Regions from separate parts of the Homo sapiens genome. Here region 1 is linked to region 2. A link is an interaction called in ENCODE POLR2A ChIA-PET data of the cell type or tissue named here. Cell type or tissue: Caco-2. All regions are shown on one strand. Links, peaks and the distances in the headings refer to the core of each region. The heading gives the core; the rest is flanking DNA. Region 1 overlaps PLB1 (phospholipase B1). Region 2 overlaps LOC105374384 (a long non-coding RNA gene).

What was found. Peaks named below come from ENCODE experiments on the same cell type or tissue, not always from the same donor. Only the 100,000 strongest peaks of a DNase experiment are listed, where the experiment ranks them.
Region 1: POLR2A ChIA-PET joins it to region 2 with 17 read pairs; 3 of 35 experiments call an interaction of 5 or more read pairs at or near these places.

The regions. Positions count from the first base shown.
Region 1 is chr2:28,542,542-28,547,912 of GRCh38, forward strand. It overlaps PLB1 (phospholipase B1), which reads left to right. Exons shown (of 58, transcript NM_153021.5): 14 at 671-727. Among named protein-coding and RNA genes, the nearest start is that of PLB1, 49 kb to the left of the region's middle. RefSeq lists an enhancer at 3,001-3,500. In Caco-2, for the core only: no CTCF peak of the experiment used is centred there; DNase peaks (open chromatin) are centred at 1,018, 2,250, 2,660 and 3,458; H3K4me3 peaks cover 1,117 bases.
Region 2 is chr2:28,678,055-28,683,425 of GRCh38, forward strand. It overlaps LOC105374384 (a long non-coding RNA gene), which reads right to left. Exons shown (of 3, transcript XR_939878.3): 1 at 5,055-5,371; 2 at 1,687-1,918; 3 at 1-483. Among named protein-coding and RNA genes, the nearest start is that of PPP1CB-DT, 71 kb to the right of the region's middle. RefSeq lists an enhancer at 3,278-3,367 and a silencer at 4,691-4,897. In Caco-2, for the core only: no CTCF peak of the experiment used is centred there; no DNase peak of the experiment used is centred there.

The sequences.
Region 1 (5,371 bases), core at 140-5,139, 140 kb before region 2:
GGGAAGTGCTCGCACCTCTTGGCCATTGTGGTTATTCCGAAGAGAATCTCCAGGGATGCCAGCTCTTGTCCCTCCCCCTGCACGCTCCTCTCCATCCATCTCTGGAAGGGAGGGGAATCTCAGTTGCCCTTGCCCGCTCCCCCAGGACACTGGGCAAGGGGCCACCCAGACCATGTAGCACTTGGTCCACACTTGCTGACCGAGGTCTCCGTAGCCTCAGTCCCGTGTCTGGGAACAGTCCCTCCCTCCAGGCTCCTGCCTGTTGGAATCCTTGTGCCATCTCCACACCACAAACAGTGTTTAAAGTGATGGTTTAAGAGGGTGAGGAGAAATATTAGCTCACGTTCCCTTCCTTCATCCTTCTACTCAGATCACACCTGAATCATTCCCTGCCACCCCCTCCTTCCACTGTTTAGTTCAGTGACAGAGAACCCCATGATGACATGGAGCTGCCTGACGTGCCACCTGCTCCTGCAGGCCCTGACCTCAGGGCCCTGACCCCAGACGGTGGTCCCATAAGTGCCCCTGTTATTGATGAGGGGCTGAGAGAAAAGGCCTGGACAGATCAGGCTGCCCCAACTCTATGCCAGAGAGAGCTTCAAAGTGTGTAGCAGGTCCGTTGCATTCCTGGGGAGACAAAAGGTCCCGCTGTCAACTGGTTCTCTTTTAGGAGGACCCCCGACTCCAGGATTCTACCACGCTGGCCTGGCATCTCTGGAATAGGATGGTGAGTAGATGGGGCCTGGGGTGGGGCCCACAGAGGAGGGGCAAGGTCTCCACCACCACTGAGCCCACCGTGCTGAGGAGGGGCTGCAGGGCGCCCCAGGATCCCAGGACAATGGTTCTGGGCCACCAGGGATGCTTCTGTCTCCCGGTGACGCCCCTCTCTGACTGCCTGAGACTTTGCCTCGCCACAGGTTCTGCGCTGCAGCCAGGCCAGTGAGCAGCAAAGGTCTCACAGGAGCCTCAGCCCTGGTTTCCCAGAGGTGGGGCCGTTTCTCAGAGTCTGTGTGGAAGACCTGCTTGAGTCAAGCACTGGGGAATGTGCTCCCCTCACCATTCCTGTCCAGCCTGCCCTCACACTTAGGCGGTGTTGTGCGGTTGTCAAGGCCCAAGGTGGTGCCTGGAACAAGCGTGGGCTGCAGCGTGATGAAGGCCTGGGTTGGAATGCTAAGCCCACCACTCACAAGCTCTGTGAACTCAGGTCTCAATGCTCTTTCTGCAAAATCCAGGTCAGCCCCTGGCCCAACATATCTAGCGCGCAGCTCGCTCCTGGCCTGTAGTAAGCACTCCACGTGGATTGGCCTTTTTACTGTAACTGTAACAGGATATCCCCAGATTCCAAAGGGCCCCCAGGGATATCTGGGATTAGTCAGGGGATGGAATGTGGCGTCGACGTCGAGGCTTTGAACCTTTTCAGGGCGTCAGACAGAGACCTGAATTTGCCATTTATTTTCTTCCCACCCAAGCTGCCTTATTTTTAGAATTCTAGTGACAGAAATTCATTTTTCTTCTTTTGTGGATCCGTCTCCACAACTGACATACTGTGTTGAGTACCAGGGACAGCTGCATTTCAGCACACATGAGCCAGTGTGAAACAGAGTGTAGGGAGGGAAGGGGCACGGCCTCCGACAGTCCCTGGCACTGGAAACCTACTGTCTGTCCTTTGAAGAAGGCATTTGAGTTCTCTGAACAGGGACGTCTCTCAGTGTGCCTGGCACTTGCGGGGACTATGTCCCCAGAAATCCACTTTGCTGCTGATCTCCCATGATGGGCAGAGAAGAGGAACCTGGCCCCTCCAGCAGGGACTGCTCTCCCAAGCCCTCTCTCAGGGAGAGGAGGGCTGATGATTCCAGCTCAGCCAAACCTCTCCTCTCCTGCCATCTTTCTCCCAACCAACAAAAGGACACCTGTGACATGGCTTGCCCTTGAAGGTACCACCATACCACCTTGTACCCTGCCCTTGTACCCTCCATGGTTCCAAGGGGGATACAAGAGACCCACCAAATGTGGCTTCTGTTCTCACCAGGCTTCAGGTGTAGCTGGGAAGGGCCAGACAGCCCAGAGGAACGAGAGTCAAAAGGGACTCAGCCAGCAGTGTTGTGCTGGGCCACGCACCAAGAAGCAATGTGAACAATGAGGCCGGGAGAGCCCATGAAGAGGGGATTTGAATGGGCTTTGTGAAATGTGTTGGAGGAGGTCACGGAGGGCGTTCCCAGGCAAAGGGACCTTTGTGAGCAAAGGGCATGGAGAGAAGAATGCGTCAGATGCAGCAGCAAGGGCAGGAAGAGGCCTGTCTGATAAGAGAAGAGATACGGAGATAAGGCTCCCAGCGTGAAAGGAGCCCTTGAGCACCAGACAGAGAAGCTGGAGAGGGCAGGTCCAGGGAGAGGGCTGGATTCCTATCCCTTTCTCCTTTCATCATGCTATTTGTCCTTGATATTGGTGGCAATAGCAATAATAACCACCTTTACAGAGCTGCCAGGTGATGGTCCCATGCATACAAATAAGGTACACCCCACGTACGGTCTCTTAAAACTACTCGAGGGTCAGAATGAGCACGTACACAGGAATGGAAGGTCTCACCCTCAAGGCCAAAGGCCTGCGACACAGAGAGTGTCACAAGGGCTTAGAAGAGGAGGAGGATGTGGCTTTCCTAGGTAAGCAGTGACCTCACTCTCTCCACACCCATACAAGTCCGGTTTCCCAGTGCCAGTGCAAACCCCAAGCTTCCTGCAGCCTCAGCCAGCAGGGACATGGGGGGCAGGGAGAGACAGGATAGGAGGGGGTTCCCCAAGCATCCCCAGTCCCTCGTTTCCTCACAAGCAAAATGCCAGACCATCCCACAGTTCCCGGATCGAGCACAGCTGCTGGAACACATCAGAAGCTCCTGCAGACCCGAATTCAGCCATGAGAAGCGACGGGTATAACAGGTTAGGGCGAAGGGCACTGGACAGGAGCCAGAAAACCCGGGCTCTGATTTCGGTCCCACTTTCGGTGGTTTCTTGAGGCAAGTCACACGGTCTTTCGGGGTGTCCATTTTCTCTACCTGCCAAAAAGGTCTAAGCACCCTTAGCCAGCACCCAAGGGTTTGTGAAAATATGGGAGGGCATTGGGCTCCTTCCTACCCTTGGTTTCGCTAATTGCATCCTCCAGGTGCGGGGAGGGCGGGAGTCTCTGCCACCACATCTGTGATTCTTTGCTGGGCTGGACTGGGACATCGAGGTGGAAGGCAGGTGTACCTGTTCTGTGTCTACCCTCGCAGACACACAGAGCCCAGGTGAGGGCTGCCCTCTGTGTGGGGAGCAGAGAGGGACTGGCAGAATCCCCATGATCACAGGGAGTCCAGGTCCATTACTCTGTCCTCAGACACCCCCGGACACAGCTGTAGGGAAGGAGGATAGCTCTCAGCTCTGCAGCCCACAAAGCCACATACCCAGACCACGTCAGCATCCTCCCTCCCTCCCTCATCCTCCAAGCCCTAGCATAGGTGAGCATTGAGGACCAGCAAAGGAAAAGCTCCACCCATCAGCATGGGAGGTGACAGCAGCCCCATCTAAACATGCCTGGAACTGTCCTGGCTGAGTGAGGCCTCCAGGCTGAAGCTTGCACTCCTGGTGCCAAGCCGAGGAGGATTTTGTGTCTGGGACACGGTTCATTCCCTAGGCCCTTTCTGCTGCTGCCGCAATAATTTCTGGTAATTCTTGTACATCAGTCGTTTTGAAGGGGACCCACCTTTAGGGAACTGATGTCCCTGGCCCTCTCAGCAATCACTGACCCCACCTTATGCCGAGTCTACACCAGGTGCCGAAGCCACAGGCAGAATAAGGAACTTGGGGATTGCTCACAGTCCAGGGAGGATTCTGCTGCTCGGAGAGGATTTTTAAGGTCATTGCCCTCACCCCTCCCACACTGCAGTTCATTCCTCGGTGGCAGGAAGCCGTGCTGGGGAGATGTGCAGAGTGGGGTGGAAGCCCAGACCAGCCCCGGTTGTCCCTGGAGTAAATAGCACATGTGCATTTATGGGACCCACAGTGTGGCAGGAGAAAGAGGCACACATGAGGAATTATTTGAAGTAACTGTGTCATTTCCATCCTTTCTGGGGATTGGGGATGCAGGAGAAGAAAGGGTCAGAGCCAGTGTAAAGGGAATGAATGGAAGCAAGGAGGATGGAGGGGACTCCTAAAGGGACATTTAGGACAAAGTTCTCAACGGAAATGGGTTTCTTGGGAAAATCTATGAATTTTCCTTCTTTGAGGCCCTTTAAAAAAAAATAGACTCTGCTTTATCCACTTTGTCAGAGTCATTTAGATATGGCTCTTTCAAGGTTTCTTTCCAGATTCCATTATGGATTAAATTCTTGAAAGGTTGGGGAAAGGTGGGCGTGGTGGCTCATGCTTGTAATCCCAGCACTTTGGGAGTCCGAGGCAGGAGGAATGCTTAAGGCCAGGAATTTGAGAACAGCCTGGGCAACATGGCAAAAACCCTGCCTCTACTACAATACAAGAAATTAGCTGGGTATGGTGTCACACACCTATAGTCCCAGCTACTCGGGAAGCTGAGGTGGGAGAATCACCGGAGCTCAGGAAGTCAAGGCTGCAATGAACTGTGATCGCACCACTGCACTCCAATCTGAGCAATGAGAATGAGACCCTGTCTCCAAAAAAAAAAAAAAGAAAAAAAAAAAATTGGGGAAGAGAAGGTGGCAAGACAGATCAGCACCTGGCCCTCACCCAGGCCTGCTCAATACTTCCTTTGACAGCCGCCTTGAATGTTCCAGGTGGGACCTTGTTTCTAGGAGCGGCCACCATCAGAATAAAACAGAAAGAAGCGTGGAGTCCATTTCCTCTCCTAGGCCTTGAGCTAGAGAGTTGCCACTCCTTTTCCAAATGTTCAGCTAATTATACCTCCTTATCTGATTCTCTTTCAGTCTGGCTGAAGAGCCAATTCCACTAAGGGTAAAGTTCTTTTCTTGTTTCTTGCTTATTGGGGCACAGATGCTGGGGTAAGATACCGCTGAGGAATCTGAAAATCCTCATGGAGGTTGGTAGAAGCTGTGACTGAGCCAGACAGGCTGCCCCATCCAGTAGCTTCCCACGTTCCTTGGCAGAGTCATTGGAAGGGGAGGTGAGGGCCAGAGGTACGACCAGAGCCCAGCACCTGTGGGCAGCCAGATGACAGTAAAACTGGTTCTCCAACAGTAGGAAATAGCCCGTGCAGAAGAAAATCTGCAATCCCTCCAAGCTATTGCATTTTTCTTTGTAAGTGTTTATATATGTATAATGAACATTTAAAAATAACAAAAACAACTTTTAAAAAAAATCCCTCCTTCCCTCTAATTCTTTAACGGCCTTCACTTCCCTATGTCTAA
Region 2 (5,371 bases), core at 140-5,139:
CCTGAGGTACTGGAAGCCATGAACAAATGCTGGATACGAGGCCAGGACAGCAAGGTTCTCAACTGGGTTCTGGGGGGAGAGGCACAGAGGGAGGTTTGACCAATACAAACTTGTTTGACCTCATAATCCTGTTGAAGCTGAGCCTTCCAGCTTAGGCTATAGGGGAATAACTACAGCCTGCGATACTACATGAGGAGTCACAAGACTCCACCCTCTGACCTTTGAGATGAGCCCTCAGCCATCCCTCCAAGCACCTGCTGGAGCACTTTCTGCCCCTCTTCTTTTTGGCAACATGGTCAGAATCCTGACCGCTGCCAGCTGGCTTCGGTCAACATGAAGGAGCAGCCACAGCCATTTCAAGGTCACTTGTGGAATTGCGTCCACGTGGACTCCGGTGACTCCTGTGCTCTTCCTTTTACTCCGAATGAGACACTTCATTGTTTGAGGTCTGAGAATTCTCCAGGGAGTTCTGGGAACTGGATGCTGGGCAAGACAATAAATAGAGATGGCGGAACATGCCATTCGTGGGAAGGGAAAGAGATTTGCCTTCAGGGAGGGCAACACAATAGCCCAGGGGTGTAGCTTCCCATAAACCTTGGCAGCGTGGCCCACAGCACCAAGGACACGGTCACCTACAGCAAGAGGGTGGGGTCTGTAGCCAAGCAGCTCCCCATGGGCAGGAGGAAAAGGAAGAAGTCATATGTAGAGCAAACTACACACCCTCCCTGAACCTCCTATTTTGGGAAATGAGGAATAAAATGCTACTTGTTATAGGCCTTGTTGGTCTGGATGAAAGCCTTCAAAAGCCTCATACGTAAATGCTTCAAAGCATTTTCAAATAGTTGCTTCAATTTTAATGTAAAATTGATCAGAAGGCCAAAGAGTCACCTGTTTCCAAGAATGTCTATCATGTTATCACAATAGTGCAGGTGATTCTCTGACCCTCACTGACAGCCCATTCACATTCCCCATGCTCTTGTCTATGCTTTTTGATGTGTCTGACCATTCATAGGCAGTGGGAAAAAGAAAAGAGAAAAACAGTCACACTCTTGCAGTCATTTCAGTGGGTGATTCTCTGTCTTGCTCATCAGGGTTCCCCTTGGTGCTCTCATAACAGATCACAGTGACAAACTCCCCTGATATCTGTGGCACCCGGTGCAAGAGTACAAATGGAGGCCCTCAGACATAGGTCTAATATTTTAAAATTATATGTCAAGCTAACAAACTTAAATATGTTCTACTAGCCTATCTTGAAAATATACATGCACAATGACTTAGAAGGCTGCTTTCAAATTTAGAATTCTCACTCTTCCAGAGAATGCCAGCTCCCAGATGCTTAGTCCTGGACTCATGGACTTATCCTCCCATCTCCCACTCTACTTGCCCCCAGCCCAACCCACAGGCCCAAGCTCCATCCACATGCCCCACTCACAGCCACCCCTTTGCTATTTCTTAAGCCTAGGGGTGCACAGACTAGCCATACTGGCTGTGACCTCAGTCTTTGGGAGGATAGATCTGGGAAAGAAGCCCGGAAAAGTTTGGAACAGGCTAGGAGCCTTTCAGGTGGGGAATTCCAGGAATTATTATATTTGATCTTAAAGGGAGAGGCCTGGGTCGGGGGAAATGAGCATAAGTTGGAAGAGGAAAGTGCAAACCGAAGGAAGGGCTGGCTGTGGTGGTACACACCTGTAGTCCTAGCTACTCCAGAGGCTGAGGCGGGAAGATCACTTGAGCCCAGGAGTTCAAGACTGCAGAGAATATCCAGAGAATGTTTTAGAAGGGAGCCATGGGCTTCACAGAGTCACGTCTCCTTGGCCCTGTAGACTCCTTCCCCACAGGGAGAGGCATGGCTAGAAGAGGGTCAGGATGGAGTCCTCTAAAGGAGCAGCCACAGCCATTTCAAGGTCACTTGAAGATCCTGTGAGCCCAAGAGTTCAAGACTGCAGTGAGCTATGATCGCACCACTGCACTCCAGCCTGGGTGCCAGAACAAGACCCTGTCTCTAACAACAACCCACCTCACCCCCCGAAAAAAAAGAAGGGATGAAGGTCAATCCCACTATTCGTGACTATTAAGATTGAGGCAGGGCCAGTCATGGTGGCTCGCGCCTGTAATCCCAGCACTTTGGGAGGCCGAGGCATGCCGATGGCTTGAGCCCAGGAGTTCAAGACCAGCCTGGGCAACATGACAAAACCCCATCTCTACCTTAAATATATATATATACAAAAGTTAGCCAGGTATACTGGTATGCACCTGTGGTCCCAGCTACTCAGGAGGCTGAGGTGGAAAAATCACTTAGCCTGGGAGCTCAAGGCTAAGTAGTGAACCTGCAGTGAGAAGTGATCATGCCACTGTGCTCCAGCCTGGGCAACAGAGTGAGACCCTGTCTCAAAAAAAAAAAAAAAAAAAAGATTGAAGCAGGGCAGCAGGTGTTTGGGAAAAAGGTTTCTCACCCCATGTGGTTAGCTGGCCCTCCTAGGACCATGGCTTACTATTTGACCTTGGGCAAGTTTCTTAATTCTCCAGGCCTCAGTTTTCTCAGCATTTTCCTTAAATGAGCCTTCTGAAGACTAAAAGAGATAACACCTGTTAAATGCCTGGCCCAGAGGAAGCAGTTGGTAATTGGTAGGTATTAGTATTATTTTCCTCTCCAGTGGGAGAGCAGGAAACAGAATGGCCAGGCTGGAGCCAGCTCAGCCCTGGTGTCTTCCCTAGAGGACAACATGCTGCTCCCCAGCCCTGAGCACGCCAGTCTTCAGGTCCTGCCAGGTACAGGACAGCTTGTAGTCCCACACGGCAGTCGGTCGGCCAACCGCACCCCACAAGCCTCATCCAATATTGATGCAGTGTCTAATGTCTCCTGAACACAATACACTGCTTCTCAAACAAGCTCCTGCCTTTCTATGACCCAGAGGAGGCAGAGGACTCTTGACATCCCTTAAACAGCTACACACCTGGTAAATTTTGCCCCTAATCACAGGCAAATGTTATGCGAACCATTTCTTTCCAGGCCGGATGAATGGTCCCACTGCCTGCTTTCAGGGTTTTCCTCACTACTCTGGCTCTTCCAAGAAAGGAAAGAAAGGAGATGAAAACCACAGTTGGAAGCACCTCCTCTGTGCCAGGCACAGGACAAAAGGCTGTGCATGCATAATCTAATCCCAACAGGAATCCTTCCAAGTGGGTGCTATGGGCTACCATTTATAGATGGGACTGAGATGTAAGGGGGTTGATTAGGTCACTCAAGCAAGATCACACCATTTGGATGGGGCGAAGTTAAACTTTAGATTCCGCATCTCAGACTGGTGTGCCCTGCTGACGCTACTCAGGAAATGAGACTGAAGTGTGTGGGAAATCCCCACGCCCCAGCAAGCAGGCCTGTGGCCAGGACCACTGCCTGGGGTCAGGCTCACTTAGCTGCCCTGCACCACTTTCCTGGAAGGTTTCATCATTGAAATTAAGGAATAATTTCTTATAGTTTGCCACAGAGTTAAGCCAAGTCAAAACTTTTAAGTTCTACTGGCCCCTGCCAAGCGATTGCAGATCAGATCTCCTCTCCTGCCCCCAAGGAGCTGCCTTTGTTTCCTTCTTTGTCCTGTCACAGCCCTCCCCCAAAGCATTAGATTCAGAAAGGCCTGGGCACTTGGGGCTGGGGGTGGCACAGGGGAATGAAACACTTGGAGAGGAAAAAAAAAAACAACAACCCTGACTAATACAAAAGAAATTTCCCAACCACATATGCACCATATAATTACCTACATACATACACATACATAATGAAGGAGATCTTAAAGCATGCATTTAGTAAGGCTTTACAGAATAAATGTATTTGAGGGCAGTCTTCCAGTAAGTGAACATTAATCAACAGAGAACAAGAAAGATAAATATTCTACCCAGCAAGCCAAGGGATAATAATACCCCTCATAGGGCCAGAGAAATTGAAGGGAGAAGATAATGAGTTGTTTTCTTTATGCTCAAATTAAAGGTGGGACAACTAAATGTATTCCTTCTTCAGCACCTACTATGTGCCTGAACCAAAACAAGGCAAAACAGCCAAAAACAAAGCAAGACACTGTGGGTACATAGCAGGTCTAGGACCAGAGGAGGCCAAGGGGACAGAAGATGGATGGGGATGTCGGGGGGCCTCCCCCGTGTCCATTCCTGGTAAACCCAGCTTCCTGTGCAGCTCAGGCCTTGGAAGAAGCCAGCCCTGCGCCCCCCACCTACTCTGGGGCAGGGTCTCACCCCCTGACTATACGTTTGGTTGTGAGGGTCAAGACACATGAGCTGGTCAGAGATCACTTGGCAAGAGCCAAGAGAGCTTAGAGAGTTTTGACTTGTGACAAACACTAAAGGAAAGCAGTGCAGTAAATGGGCCTGACCCCAGGCAGAGGCCCTGAGCACAGACCCATTGTGGGGACTTCCATGTTCCTCGGTCCAAGGGCCACATCCTGACCCAGCTCAGGACCATGGAACAGCAGGTGAGGTGTGCCGGGTACCTCGGGGAAAGCTTCCCTTGCTCTTCTGGAACCATTCCCCAAAACCCTGTCTATCTCTCCTGAGTCTGGGCAGGTGTGTATGTGAAGCCAAGAGCAGTTGAAGCCATGTTACCACCCTGAGGGAAATCAGACTCAAGATGAAGCAGGGCCCACAGAAGGTGGAACAGAGAGACAGAGATTTTGAAAAAGGAGCTGTCATCTATGCCAATCTTCCTGAGAAACTGATGAGACAGAAATGAAACAGGGTCCCCAATTCCCGTATTAGATGGTGGAGGATGACCAAAACCCTGAGTAGCATCAGGGTCCTTAAAGGATGCTGTTCCCAGATGAGGGGCCCCCAAAGGAGGGCAAACTGGGCTGCTTGTCAATGGGGTCCGAGGACCAGAGCGGCCTTGGTCACTGAGGAGGTCCCATTGTGAAACAGCTAAGAGCTTCGGCATCCGCGGCCTGGGCTTGAGTCCTGGCTCTGCCCCTAGCTCGTGTCATCTTAGCAAATGACTTAACTTCAGAGAGCCTCTGTTTCCTAAACTGACCAATGGAGACAAATACACCTACCCCAAAATACGGCTGTACGGATTCAACGAGGTGAAGTGCATGCAAGGGCTTGGCACACGGTGAGTGTCCCATGAGCGTTAGTTGTGCTGCTTGAGGCCCAGTGTTCCAGGGGGGACGCCATAACCAAGTGTCCTCAAGAGCCGTTGGCTCCCAGGGAGAGAGGTGGACATGAGGTCACACATGAAGAGCTCTTGGCAGGGTGCCTGCTCACAGCAAGCGCTCAGCAAACGGCAGCTGCTGGAATGATTACCACTATTTTAAGCCTTCTCTACTCAGAAGCTAGATCACTGTTTGGACCCACATGGGCTCCTCCTCGG